Linked DNA regions of Homo sapiens: region 1 is linked to region 2. A link is a loop called in an ENCODE intact Hi-C map of the cell type or tissue named here. Cell type or tissue: OCI-LY7. All regions are shown on one strand. Links, peaks and the distances in the headings refer to the core of each region. The heading gives the core; the rest is flanking DNA.

What was found. A loop is a pair of places that touch in the nucleus more often than their neighbours do. Peaks named below come from ENCODE experiments on the same cell type or tissue, not always from the same donor. Only the 100,000 strongest peaks of a DNase experiment are listed, where the experiment ranks them.
Region 1: a loop joins it to region 2, with 9 times the contacts of the local background. A loop is called at or near these places in 1 of 110 quality-filtered maps.

The regions. Positions count from the first base shown.
Region 1 is chr9:41,085,632-41,093,185 of GRCh38, reverse strand. It overlaps LOC105376058 (a long non-coding RNA gene), which reads right to left. Exons shown (of 3, transcript XR_929659.4): 3 at 1,240-5,839. Among named protein-coding and RNA genes, the nearest start is that of LINC03025, 35 kb to the left of the region's middle. In OCI-LY7, for the core only: CTCF peaks have their summits at 4,168 and 4,390; no DNase peak of the experiment used is centred there.
Region 2 is chr9:40,988,143-40,995,696 of GRCh38, reverse strand. It overlaps LOC107986997 (a long non-coding RNA gene), which reads left to right and starts at 3,866. Exons shown (of 2, transcript XR_001746463.3): 1 at 3,866-4,132. It also overlaps the pseudogene FRG1HP. RefSeq lists enhancers at 3,030-3,099, 3,110-3,169, 3,190-3,539, 3,940-4,129, 3,953-4,682 and a silencer at 3,580-3,789. In OCI-LY7, for the core only: a CTCF peak has its summit at 3,537 (motif pointing left); DNase peaks (open chromatin) are centred at 3,096, 3,446 and 3,886; H3K4me3 peaks cover 2,500 bases; H3K27ac peaks cover 2,335 bases.

The DNA.
Region 1 (7,554 bases), core at 3,045-5,544, 96 kb before region 2:
CCTGGGTGGGAACCCCGAGAATGACTCCAAACTTTTCCAGGGACTGCATGCCAGGGTATTTTTACAATTTATGTGTAGACTTTGTTCGGGTGGAAAAGTTATTTTATGAAGACGAAACAAGCAATTGGGGTACCTACCTTATGGCATTTTTTACATTGAGAGTGTTAAAAATACCCCTCCCCTAACCAAAACCCTGACAAATAGAGCCAGGGAAGGCCATGCAAAAAAGGATTCTTGGGCTTGTATGCCTGATAACAAAAACTTATCACAGAAGACTGCAAAAAACACAATCTTGCACAAAGCCCATCGCAACTTTGCACACAACAATGCTTCTGAAGGATATTTGTCCAACAACTGCCTGTCCAACCTGGGCCTGGCATCACCTTTGTTATTGATCTTTGTAGCCAAGGATAATCATTTCCAAATGATCATATAATCTTCCTCATTTTTTCTTTTGTCTTCCTTTACCTCCGTGAATATGCATATAGTTTACTCTGGCTTGCCTATTTCTATTGCAAGGCTCTGTTTCCAAACGAATATCTTTTTCTTGTGGAGAGCCTCTCTCTGTTTGTTATTTAGGTTGATAAGAGAAATGTGAACATTTGAGAGCTCAGGTAAAAGGCCTTAGTCTACAGTGAAACTTTTTTGCACCCTTAGATGCTTACTTCCACTACAACTTGCAGGTGGGCCTTGAAAAGTTCTTGGAATAAGTTTGAGCTTTGATCTTGTCCGGTTCATTTAGCATAGATTCTCAAAATGTGGTCCCTGGACCCACAGCATTAGCATCGCCTGGAGATTGTTAGAAATGCAAATCATCGGGCCTCATTCCAGACCCTCAGCTGGAAACTCTAGGGGCATGGCCAGACCCTCTGTAGCTGAACAAGCCATCCAGGTGGTTTTGATGCAGCTAAAGTTCTGGAACAACTAATGTAGCCCCATTTGGAAAACTTGGCTGTACAGGCCTCCCTAGCTGGTAAGCTGCTAGCATTTTTTGTTTGTTTGTTTTGATACAGGGTCTTGCTCTGTTGACCAGACCGTGACCTCCTGGGTTCAAGCGAGGACTCAGCCTCCTGAGTAGCCGGGACTACAGGTATGTGCCACCACCATGCCCAACTACTTTTTGTATTTTTTTTTTTGTAGGGATGGGGTTTTAGCCCGGGCTAGTCTCAAACTCCTGGACTCAAGCAATCTGCCCACTTTGGCCTCACGAAGTGCTGGGATTATAGGCATGAGCCACTGTGCCCGGCCCTGCCAGCTTTGTATAAGCTGAGGAGTTCTAAAAAATACCTAGACTCAGGGCAAACCCCAGACACTTAAATCAGATTCTCCGGGAGATGAAGCCCAGGCACTGGTATTTTTAAAGTCTCTACAGATGGTTCTAATGTGCTGCTAAGTTAGAGAACTGCTGATCTAGACCAGGCCTTTTCAAACTTAATGTGCACGTGAATTACCTGGACCTTGTTAAAATGCAGATTCAGTCTGCATAGGCCTGGGGTGGAGCCTGAGCTTCTGCATTTTTAACAAGTCTCTAGGGGATGCTGCTGCATCTGGGCTGCTAACTACACTTGGAGATAGGAGGTTCTGGAGAGCAGAGGAAAGAGCATGAACCATAACCTAGGTCCTGACTTCCGAGCCAAGGTTTGCCTTTATGTGGCTGGCAACTTGCTTGGACTCCTACCTCAATTCTTTGGGCCCAAGGTTTGTCCTGCCTCAGAAGGATGTCAAGAAAATTGAGTGAGTAATGCAGAATTGTTTCTTAAAGTGTGTGCAGATGCTCCATGAATTTAGAGAGTATGTGGATGCACATTACTAAATTTTAATAGTTGTGAATATGTTGTTATGAGTACTTAGAACAAGTAATAATGGCTTTTGATGTATAGTAGTAAGAAAGCTTCCTTTTAAAAGGCATGTATTTAAGTTTCAAAAGTGGGGCTATTTAAAAATATATGAAATAAATAATAGTAGAGGTAATTGACAGAGCAAAATTATGAAGGCAGGATGAGAATGACTCAAGTTTGGGAAATGCTGAGAAAGCAGATGCCCAAGGGCTATGAAAACTTAAAAAAATAGGTAGCACTTGATTTTGATTGGCTGAATGAGATGATGTGTTTGATCATTTATGGGGTTGGCATTTGGCAACATGCACTGGGTGGCTGGGATCACTGTTTATTAAAAAATATTTGAGTATCTACTTTGCACTAGATACTCTTTTAGTCTCTTGGAAAAGGGATTGGGGGGGCAGGCAGGATAAAAACAAATCATTTATGCCCATAAGAAAATTGCAGGAAGATAAAAGTCATGAAATAAACTCTGTGCTTCTAATTTAATATTTTTTTATAGATTATGAGAAAAAAGTTTTGCTCACTATCAGCTAGGAAAGCTGTCTTAGCACAACCATTCATTCTTGCACAAATCAAAATCAAGATGAGCCAGAAGGCTCCATTCTGACAGCTTCTAATGGAGAAGCTACATTTACTGGACATGGGGAAAGTTGCTGGGCTCTAAGGACTGTGCTCATTTCTTGAACTAGATAAATGGTCTTGGTGTAGCATAATACCAAAACTTCTTGTCGCAGCCTGTAAGGACAGAACTCAATCAGCCTGAAAAGGAAGTCAGTGACTCCAACTCAACACAGGAATGTTCTGTGATTCCTAAAGAAGGATGTAGGAGTGTGGCACAATTCAACCACAGTCTGTGGCCCTGTGCCTCTGCCTTGACATGAGTGGGATTTCCCAGCTGGTCATTTTCTTCTTATCTAAGACATTGGGAACAAATTACTTGACCTCCTCTGGGCTTCAGTACTCCCACTCATCAAATTAGAGGACTGGGCAGTTGCTAGGCTCTCTTTAGGCATCATATTTTAGTTTCTGTGATTTTAAATTTGAGAAGGGGTGTCTAAGGGAGAATACATAGGGGAGGGGGAAAGGCTTATTAAAAGTGTAGTTAGACACTGAATTTTTAAGAATTGCATTTTGTAATAATACCTTTACCTAATCAGGACTGACAATCTTACCTGATGATAGCACCTGGAGGAATGGCTGCATTCAAAAATAAAAATGAAATAAAACAAGACCTTATTTGAACTTAGCAATAATGCTGATTCCTCTTTTTGATTTGAGGAAGTTATAGCTGTTGTAAATGCTTGAATTGGGTCTGCCCAGGCAAAACGGAGTCAAGAGTCCATGTCTGATGAATTTTAACAATGTAGACAACAAAAAAGGGTTGCTTAAACTGCCCCTCTTTTACCAAAACACATTTACAAATGAAAGAACAACACTTCCATTTTTAAAAAACATTTTTTGAGATGAAGTCTTGCTTTGTCACCCAGAGTGGAGTGCAGTGGTGCGATCTTGGCTCACTGCAAACTTTGCCTCCCGGGTTCAAGTGATTCTCCTGCCTCATCCTCCCGAGTAGCTGGGACGACAGGCTCCCACCACCATTCCTAGCTAATTTTTGTATTTTCAGTAGAGACAGGGTTTCACCATGTTGGCCAGGCTGGTCTCGAACTCCTGACCCCAAATGATCCGCCGACCTCGGCCTCCGAAAGTGCTGGGATTACAGGCGTGAGCCAACACGCGTGGCCAAAAAATTTCCATTTTTAATTGCAGGGTCTGGGCAATTAAAATGCATCCATAATTTCTTGCATCTCTCCGCTCGGGCTTGCATGAATGCAGAGGGATGGGGAGGACTTCTTGAGGCAAGCATCCCCCTCTTGTCGCCTGCCATCTGGAGAGAGAGGGCTGTGATTTATCTCACTTTAATCAGGAAGGACCCGATGGGTGGATGGAGAGGTCTGATGGCTTTGTTGCTCCATGTGGGAAAGAAACGGACAGAGTGAATTTGTGTATGATCCCTAAGGAGAAAGCGTCTTTGTGCTCTATTTCTTTTTGACCTGGAGCCCCTGAAAGCAAGCTAGTTACAAGTTGAAATAAGCCGTTTCTAAAGTGTGATTTTGTTTGTGTATGAGCCTTGATTACAAAGGGGAAAAAAACCCGCTTAATTTACATACAGCAGATGTAGTGCAGGATCACCTGGGCTATCTTTTCAGGTATCAGGAAACTTTGATGAAAGTCACTTGTCTCATCTAGGAGTCATTTCATATTGTTTAGCAGAGCCTGGTATTAACATTTCCTTCCAACTGTTTACTGGAATCTGTGTGTTCCCTTCAAGTGATGCATACTAGGTGCACAGGCTTCCTGCCACTGTCATCCTAATCTTTCCGTGCAGACAGGAGCAGAGGGGAGAGCTCTGAGCCAGGCCCCAGCTTGCTTTTCTTTCCTGACTCAGCCCGGCTCCGCTGCACTTCTCAGCTCTTGCTGTAGGTGGTGCTGTTTGACCATTTTCTTCATGTGACCCTCCACTCGGTAATATAAATTCATTCGGAGGATGACCTGATATCAAAAAAAATTCCTTTTGATTAGTAGAATCAACTTATTTCTTCACACGATACTCTTCCCACTGAGACACATGGAGACAATTCTGACTCCAGGTTTGCAACCTTGAGATTTCTCTCAGATGCAATAAAAAAACAAAGCATTTTGAGTGGCACAGTGATGCCTAGTGCATGATCATGTTTGTCTGCTCAAACATAAAAGGGAAACTGGTGGGTTTGAGGATGCCCAGCAGCACGACAGCTGCCAATGTAAATGAGCGGTATAGAGAGAGAGGGGACGGGAGGGGACTACAAACTTCGGAATATGAGCTGATCGTTTATAAGTTAAAAAAAAAAAAAAAAAAAAAAAGTCAAAAGGGAGCCCAGGATGGTGCAGGAAAAAGGAGAAAGGAAGATTTTCCTTGCAGCTAATCAGGAGAGTTCATAAGGGCTGATTACATGTGTGGAAGCCTTAAGTTCTTTTTTTAAAAAATGTGAAAGTTTGCATGTATGTATGTATGTATGTATGTATGTATGTATAGCTTCGTGTATTACCATTATTATTGCAATCAGCAAATGGATTTACTTCCTTTATCTCATGGGCTCCTTCCCACTCACTTCTGGCAGCACATTTTCCTTTCTCCTTCATCCCAGAACACCAAAGAACAGATGCGCTTCCTAACCCTGGCTCCAGGGGACTTTATACAATGTAAACAGTACACCTCTAAAGTGGTTCACCGCTTAGAGAACGTGTGTCCCATTTTAAAACTGTGAGTCCTTTATATTTTGCAGTGCTTATTTTAATAAGAGACATTGGACTTGTGACTTATTTTTCATGGAGGAGTGAGCTTAATGGTTGAAAGTAATCGATAAACTTGTTTTTCTTCTGATGCCATCAGCCAAGATCCTATGGCAATAGTAAGAGGATGACACTGGGCTGGCACCCCCTCCATAACATATTTGGACCATTTTTTTCTCCCAGAATGCACATGCAATAGCTTTGGTTTGGTAAGAGAGAGATGGTGTACTTGGTTTCCTTCTGTCACACTTTTGGTGAAATGAATTAGACTTTTAAATCAGGAAATTCAGCGAGATGAGTTAGATTTTTACACAAGAACAGTGGAGGACTTCCAGCTGGTTGGGGGAATGATACGGAAATATCTTGCTAAATCAGGATCTGGTGGAATGCTGCTCCCTGGCAGGCTCCTCTTCACAGGGAGCAATCTGTGGGTTGCTTATAGAACAGAGCGAGCAGGAGGAATAGCATGGTCTTGCTCGTGGGAAGACCTGGTGTTCAGATGTTTGTCATTAGGAACTGAGTGTGGGCTTTTTCAAGCTAAACTGAAGCAGCAGTTCTATTAGGAAGAGCCTCCCAGATCAGCATCTTCTGTTTCTGGATACTCTCCCTTTGAAAATCCAGATTTCAGCAAAAAGCTTTGCTAATGGTGAAATTGCACAACTGAAACCCTATGGGAGCAATGGGAAAGATGGAGAAAGAGGTGGTTATATCATGTACTTCAACAGTTTATTTAGAGGCTGTTGACGTTAGAATAACAAGCCAAGACAAACAAAAATACTCATTTTGGATGAAAATATTGTCTTTTCATGTTATTATAGATAGCTGAGTCCTAAGACTTATACAGAAACACATTTTCCTAATGAGTGGCTGATTTTTCTGGTCGTGCAAGTAATATCCAAATTATTGTACAAATTTTTGGCTCAGGAGCAAACATTGTATTGCATATTGAGCTAATCACTTGCCCTTTCTAAGGTAAGCCCTTACCTCTGCTTTCCCTTCATCTTGTCATTTCTGTTTGTTGGGTACAGGTTTCCTGTTGGTTCTTTCTTTTGGCTCTGATGTAACATGAATGCAGTTCTTAACATCCTTTCAGACATAAACACAACTTAGCTCATTGTTTCTGAGTTCATATAGAGGTTTTCTTGCCCCTGAGACTTTCATGTCAGACAGCTGGATGTTGCTGTGTTCAAGGCTCTATATGTTGATTTTGTATCCTACAACTTTACTGATTTCACCTATCAGTTCAGTTCTAACAGTTTTCAAATTTTATTTATTTGTTTTTGTTTTTTAAATATTGTACGTTTCATTTTAGAGTCAGGAGGGTAGATGTACAGGTTTCTTACACAGGTATATTGCATGGTGCTGAGGTTTGGGCTTCTAATGATCCCACCACCCAAGCAGTGAGCATAGTAATCGATAGGTAGTTTTTCAACCCTTGCTCCCACCATCCTTCCCTCCCACCTTTGGAGTCCCCCAGTGTCTATTGTTCCCTTCTTTGTGTTGAGTTCTAACCTTTTTTTAGTGAAGTTTGTAGGGTTTTCTATATATAACAAGATCATGCTGTCAGTAGAGACAGTTTCACTTCTTCCTTTCCTATTAGGATGCCTTTTATTTCTTTCTTTTGCCTAATTACCCTGAGAAGTGGTGTCCGTGGGCATCCTTGTCTTGTTCCTGATGGTAGAAGAAAAGTTTCAACTTTTCACCACTGATTATGCTGTTAGCTATGGGTTTGTCATATATGGCCTTTATTTTGTTGGGATACAGTCCCTCAATACGTGATCTGCTGGGTGTTTTTTTTTTTTTTAACCATGAAAGGGTTTCAAATTTTGTCAAAAGCTTTTTCTGTATCTATTGAGATGGCCATATAGTTTCTATCCTTTATTTTTCTAATATGGTATATTATATGTATTGATTTGCTTATGTTGAACCATGACATGATCATGGTGAATGATTCTTTCAATGTGCTATTGAATTTGGTTTGCTAGGATTTTGTTGAGGATTTCTGCATCTATGTAGATCAAGGATATTGGCCTGTAATTTTCCTTTCTTGTAGTGTTCTTGTCTGGCTTTGGAATCAGGGTAATGCTGGCCCTGTAAGATGAGTTTGGAAGTATTCCCTCCACTTCAGCTTTTTGGAAGAGTTTGAGAAGGACTGGTATTAGTTCTTCTTAAAATATTTGGTAGAATTAATCTGGGAAGTCATCTGGTTTTGGGTTTTTCATTGATAGGATACATTTTCTTACTGATTCAACCTCCTTGCTTGCTATTAGTCTGTTCAGATTTTTTAATTTCTTCATGAGTCAATCTTGGTAGGTTTTATGTGTCTGGGAATTTATCCATTTCTTCTAGATGATCCAATTAGTTAGTGTGTAATTATACCTAG
Region 2 (7,554 bases), core at 1,979-4,478:
AAGATTGCGCCACTGCCCTCCAGTCTGGGTGACAGAGCAAGACTCCATCTCAAAAAAAAAAAAAAAAAAAAGCTGTCCATCCAAAAACCACCATTAAGAAACTGAAAAGGTAAAACTCAGACTGGGAGAAAAGACTGATAACACCATCAACTCTTGGCAAGGATGTAACTGGAGAACTAATTCATTCTTGTTGGGAGGATAAAATAGCACAACCACTTTAGAAAATTTTTGACAGTTTCTTATATAGTTAAACATTCAACTATCCTTTGACACAGCAATTCCACATCTACATATCTACCCTAGATATTTACCCTAATTTTAGAATTGTTGATTTGCCATTTCAAAAGCAATGATCTTCCAGAACATTAGCTTTACACCATTCCATATTTTATATATTTTTTAAGCTACCATAATTTATGAAGATTCAAAATGCAACTTGCCAAGTTTTAAAAAAGAAAAAAAAGTATGGAAACAGCTAAACGGAAAACAGGCTGGTTAAGTGTGTTTGGGTCAGTTTATTTCTAGTATCATTTACAGGCCACCCTGATATTGTATTTAAAATTTTCATTCATTTCAGAGTTCACAAAATAATGATTTTTCCTGTGAAGATACTTCGTTTAAGAGACAACTGACTTCTACAACTAAAATGTACAGATGTTCAAAGAAAATAGCTTGTAAAATATATTTGGTTGAATAACATTTACATTAAGCCTTTAAAATTATGTATCAGAATCTCCGGCTATTAAGCAGTCTAATGGTGCCTACTAAGTCAGAGTGTTGTAATTCTTCTCTCCTGTGCTCTGTTCTGATAATGAAGTAAAGGCATCAGTAGCATCTACTGTGCTAAAGAATAAATGGAATTTACAACTGTAGGCAATATTTAAGCACTTTAAGACAAATATGAATACATCATAAATTTCTAACTAGGAAAATATTTTCAATGAGATCTCAAGAAATGTTAACTTTTTTCAGAATAAAGCACTGAAAACTGACTCACCAACATATCAAGCTGGGTTTCTTCATCTTCTCTTTTTCTCTTCTTATCTTTGCTCTTTTTCTTCTTACTACAGGAAATAATTTATATAGATGAGTTTAAGTATATTGATTTGTGTGATAAATAAATATCGTAAGATTGAAACTTGGAAGTCTTTTAAGTTGTTTCATTTATAAATTATTGATTTAGGAAGACTTACATTGCTATGCCCTCTTAAATACAGTACTGAGAATTTGCTTCAGGCTTTGTACATATTATGTTAAAGTTCAAAGCAGATTGTAGAGCCACACCGCCAGATTTTAAATCCCGATTCTGTCACTTCTTAGCTCTGCAATTTTTGGAAAAGGTACTGAATCTCTCTGTGAGTCAGTTTCCCCACTTAAAAAATTAGGATAACAACTTAACTCTTAAGTCTATTGTGAGGATTAAGAGGTAATATGTATCTTCACACATTGCTGGTGGAAATGTAAAATGGTGCAGCATCTACAGGAAACAGTTTGGGGTTCCTCAAAAAGTTAAAGAGTTACCATATGACCCAGCAATTTTACTCCTAAGTATGTATACCCAAGGGAAATGAAAACGTACACCCACAAAAATACTTACATAAGAATATTCACACTAGCATTAGTCACAATAGTCAAAAAGGGGAAACAATCTAAATGTTCATCAACTGATGAATGGATGAACAAAATATTACATCCATACAATGGACTACACTACGCAGCCATAAAAAGGAACAAGTGCTACAACAATGATGGACCTCAAGAATGTTGTAAGTGAAAGAAGCCAGATACAAAAGGCCACATGTTACATGATTTCTTAGGAAATATTCAGAATAGGCAATTTCACATAGATAGCAGACTAGTGGTTGCCATGGACTAGGAGAGGGGGAAGATGGGATGTGACAGCTTTAATGGGTAGGAAGAGATTTCCTTTTGAGATGACAAAAATGCTGAGCAACTAGACAGTGGTGAACCTCTTGGATATATACTAAAAACCACTGACTGTACAAAAGGGTGAATTTTATAATTATGAATTACATCGCAATAAAAAAATAAAAACCCAAGAGGGATTTGAAAAAAGTTAATGTGCAAAATGCCTACAATTTCTTGGCGCATTGAAAGTGCTATATAAGCATTAATTATGATTATTACGATAATCTTAAGATACTCTTGTCTGCATTTTCATCATAAAGTTTTCAGAAGATAACTCACCACTCCTCACAGGAAATTCACAGAGTAAAAATCTCACATTCATTCAGGATATACCTGCCATTTATTCTGGCATCTTCATGAGGCCAGACTCCTCGAGAGGGTTCTCAAGGGCAGTGGCTTCAGCTCACTCCTTGATACTTTCTTTCCATCTCGCCTAACAATATCAAAACTTCTGTTTATCACGGAGGCCAGGAGGAAAGCTCAATATTTGCATGTACAGTCAACCTCAGGCAAATCTGCCAGTTAAAAAAGAAGCGGGGATATGAATGCACAGGTATTTTTCTCCTAAAGAGCTAATAAATTACCACTACAACCTCCTCCTCACATTTGGCTCAATTTATTTACTGCATGTATGTTCTCTCATTTAATCCTCACAGTCTTCTAAAGGTATAAAAAATGGTCTGAAAGTATAAATGTGTAAACGGAGGTTCAAAGATACTTGATCTCTTAATGAGTAAATGGAAGTTCAGACATATTAACCAATTTGCCACAAATTACAAAATTAGTAAATGACAGAGTGCAGGTTCCAGCCCATATCCCTATCAAAGTCCATATACACCTCAACCACTGTGTGATTCATCCTGGTTTCACTCTACATATTAGCTTAGAAAAAAATTAATAATTTTTCCAGGAAGAGACAATGGAGAAAAGAATAATTCCTAATAAAGGAAGTTATTATAATGAACTACAAGATCAGACTAACGCAGACCCACCAGGCAGAGGCCTGGAGAGATGCCTCAAGGGACCCAAACTCGTGGGTACGGGGTCACGGGTCACCCGCCCGTCTATCCTGTTTCCAGGGTCGTCCGCGCAGGAGGCTGCCCCTCTCTGCACAGGCGCCAGGAAGGGCGGTCCGGCCTCCATCCAGCCCAGACAGGGTCAGAGCGAAGCCTGGGAGGCCACGAAGCCGGCTCTCCGCATCACGGCTTCCACCGGATTCGCGGGGGTGGAGTGCGTCCGAAAAGAACTGAGGAGGCTCCCGCCGGAGCTGCAGGACCCAGCTCTTCACCTCGGTTCCCTTGAGCACAAGCTTGGTAGACTTCACATAAGAATACTAGGCCATGGCTCCGGGAGACTTCTGCGCGGAGAGGCTGAAGCCGGCTCAGGAAGAGTATGTGACCTGGAGCAGCACCAGGGCGGGGAGGAACAGAAGTGGAGGCGAAGTAAACACTCCCCGACAGCGTAGGTCTGTCCAGAACCCGCCTCCGTCTTCACCCAAACACTGAATGGCTGAGATTTCCACTTCCGGGTTTCTGCTGGGGAGCTATGGCGGCTGCAGAGGGCCGAAAGGTGTCTGCGCGCATCTGCTCCCTGGCGCCCTCTCGAGGAGCCCCTGAGGATTCGTGCCTCCCAGAGGTGGGGAAAGCCCGCCCGAGGCGCCGGTGCTGACGGTGGCGGGGCTGCCGGGCACGCTGTGGAACTGCCTCCCGCTAGAGCTGCGGGCTGGCGACGGTCCCGTGGGGGCGGGAAGCGGCTCAGGGTGCCCTCGCCGGCCTGCGGCGGCGCGTCTGGGAGCGCAGGCCACTCGTGCGCGGGTCACTCGGGGCTGTGCCTCGCGCGACTGTGTGTGCAGGAAACAAGGAGGAAATACCCTAAAATGGAATGAAGCGCCATGTTGAGGGCCGCGGATGTCGCGAGTGCTGTGGGAATGTGGGCTGAGGTGGAGAGTTATGGTGGAGGAAGCTAGTCCTGTCTGATGGAGGAAACAGGGCAGAGGCGTGGAGGGAGACGCACAGTGCTGGTGTGAGGAGCCGCGAGCAGGCCAGGCCTGTAAAGCAGCGTGATGGGAACCAGGATAGAGAAGGCAAGTCGGGGTCCTGTGGTCGCTGAAGAATTTGAATGAAATCAGTAAACAGGTGAGAGGGATCCATCGCAAGAGCATGGGATGAAACGAGCAGTAGTCCACGGTGATTCCTCTGCAGCGGTGGGTATTATTAATCGCGTATGTGACACCAAAACGTGGGTATTATTGATAGCTTATGTGACACCAAAACCACCCCATTTAAGCTGTGGCTCTTTCCCTAAAGTAGAAAACAGAGATCAGTTGGGTTCCAAGCATCCACGAAGATCTTATTAAATTCGTGATCCCTGGTGGCACCATGGAGTCAGGATTGGCTCATCTCAAACCTGACTCAGAAACAAAACCATCTCAATGGGCAGAGATGAGCGTCCTTACCCGCTATCATAACGTATTTTCTGGTGTTTTCACAGTGCTGCGCTTCCTAATCCCCATTCTAGGGCAATCTACATGCCATGATGCCCAGAGGCATTAACAAAGGAGACACACAGGGGCTCCTCACGTTGGCTTTCCATGGTTTTGATGAAAATCTGTTTCCTCATCTCATACAATGTGGTCCGTAATAGTATCATTTAGGGTTGAAGAATTAAATGGTACAAATTATATAGGGTGCTTATGATAACCTACATGGAAAATGCCTAGGATATGTTAGCTATGCTCATCACCAACATCGTTATATGATGGTAATAATCAGATAGTCAGGAAGGCTGACACCAAGAAAATGGATACATGCTCTGAGGGAATGAATGTGGAGAGATCAGAAGGTCAAGAACAAAGCCTTACAACATGTCTGCAGTAAAGGGATAGAGAAAAGAAAGGCTATAAAAGAAGGAATGAAACAGAGTAAAATTATAAAATCAAAGCTAAGGAGAATTTCCAGAAAGGGTAATATCATTTAATATCATAGAAGTTTAGGAACACAAGATGGAAAAAAGGCCTCTGGGTAACTGACATTGAGGCAGTCTTTAGGGAAGCTCCATTTCTGACAGAGTAGACACCAAGTCAGCTTGAAGCAGGGACAAGTTGAAGAAGCTGTTGGCTGGTCGCATGGGGAAATAAATAAGGGATGGCATATGCCATATTTCTGGATTTCTTTCTTTCTTGCCCAGCCTCTATATATGCATAGAGTTTGGTGAAAACTTACAAAAAATAAAAATGAAACCAATTTTGTTTGTTGACTCAAATACAATGCTTTGTGTTAGAATCAAGATAAATTCATGCCTCTCCCTTCTATTGTCACCGTCAGTTTTGAAATTAAACATCAGCTTTTCTTCTTCATTAAAATCATTTTCAACTCCTCCCAGGTGTTGGTGGTTTGGGGGAGTTACATAAGCAGTCAGGTCTTGATGAGTAGAGGAGGAGGGAACAAACACTTTCAGCAAAGGTAGAATTCTGAAATTCTGCTCGTATTTTTCTCCAGTAACTTTCCTATGTTTGTGAGGTTATTCAGTCATAATGATCCTAGTGAAATTTTTTTCAAGCTTGACTAATCGTAATCACTGTGGACGTTTGTTTAAAATGTGTATTCCCAGGCCTCTCTCCTGCTGATTCTGATTCAGGAGATCACGGATGGAACTCAGAATACATGTGTTTGACAAATACCACAAGTGGTTCTTATGGTCAGGGAAATTTGGGACTCTAACCAGAAATTTATGTTTTTATGACTGGCAGCTAGAAAAGATTCCTAGAGTCTTTGCTTTTTGAAAATAAAATATTTCTTTTTTAAAAGGAAAATTGTATGACTAGATACAACATTTATACATGTGGCACATGTACTGTACTGTGTGCTTTTGTCATATTTACAGTTGAAGATGTGTAAGAACACTCTGAGAAAAATTATCTATTAAATGCAAAGAGGGGTAAGTCAGGGTGGGGGAGAAATGGGAAGGGTGTGCTTATTGTTGCTAAAAGGTAGAAAAGCCAGAATGATAGCATCTAGGGTTGCAAATAGCACATTGTAAGTTGAGGGAGCTTCATAATCATGTCTGAAACCTTCTTTGATATACTGAGTTGTAAACAGTGGCTTTGGACAAGATTTGAGGGAGAAACCAACTATGCTTTAAAGTGTTCATTTAAAAGGCTTTAATTAAAGGAAAGTCTTTATATTTACTTGAGCTAATTTAACTTCAGGACTTTAACAAATTACTAGCCCTTAACCTCTTAAAAATTGTCTTTCATTTCAAATGAAAGTTTAAGGTGGCCTTTATGTTTGATTGGTATACTTATGCGAAGACTTAACAGCAAGGTACTGTACATTTCTAAATGTTTACTTCTTAATTTTGCTGGAAGAAATATACTACTCAATTGATTATTTTTAAAGCAAAGTAAAACAATTTATTTTGACAAGCGACACTGTATTTTCCCAGTTTTCTGGTGGCAAAGATTAGGCTTAACATCACTAATCATCAGAGAAATGCAAATCAAAACCAAAACGAGATACCATCCTACACCAGTCAGAATAGCTACTATTAAAAAATCGAAAAACAGCAGATCTTGGGAGGCTGTGGAGAAAAGGGAACATTTACACATAATTGGTGCGAATGTAAATTAGTTCAACCACTGTTGAAAGCAGTTTGGAAATTTCTCAGAGAATTTAAAATAGAAATTCCTTTCAAGCCAACAACTCCATTACTGGTATATGACCCAAAGAAAGTCAGTTATTCTACCAAAAAGAGATATGCACTTGCATGTTCATCGCAACACTATTCACAATAGCAAAGACATGGAGTCAGCCTAGGTGCCCATCAACAGTGGATTGGATCAATAAAATGTGGTACATCCACACAGTATTATTAGGCCATTCTTGCATTGCTATGAAGAAATACCTGAGACTGGGTAATTTGTAAGGAAAAGAGATTTAATTGGCTCATAGCTCTGCAGGCTGTACGGGAAGCATGGTGACGGCATCTGCCTGGCGCCTGTGGAGTCTCCAGGGAGCTTTTACTCATGATGGAAGGCCAAGAGGGAGTAGGTACTTCACATGGCCAGAGCAGGAGCAAGAGAGAATGGGAGTAGGGGTAAGTACCACACACCCTTACACAACCAGATCTTGAAAGAATTCACTATCACAAGGACGGCATCAGGCCATGAGAGATCCACCCCCATGACCCAAACACCTCCTACCAGGCCTCACCTCCAACACTGAGGATTACATTTCACCATGAGATTTATAGGGGCCACCTTCCAAACCATTTCACACACCATGGAATACTATGCAGCCATAAAAATTAACAAAATCATGTCCTTTGAAGCAACTTGGATGCAGCTGAAGGCCATTATCCTAAGTAAATTAATGCAGGAATACAAAATGAAATACCACGTGATCTCACCTATAAGTGGGAGCTAAACACTGGGTACTCATGGACATAAAGATGGAAAGAATAAACACCGGGACTACTAGAGGGGAGAAGGAGGAAGGCAAGGTTTGACAAACTATTGGGTACTATGCTCATGTATTAATCTGTTCTCACACTGCTATATAGAACTACCTGAGGCTGGGTAATTTATAAAGAAAAGAGGTTTAACTGACTCACAGTTCCACAGGCTGT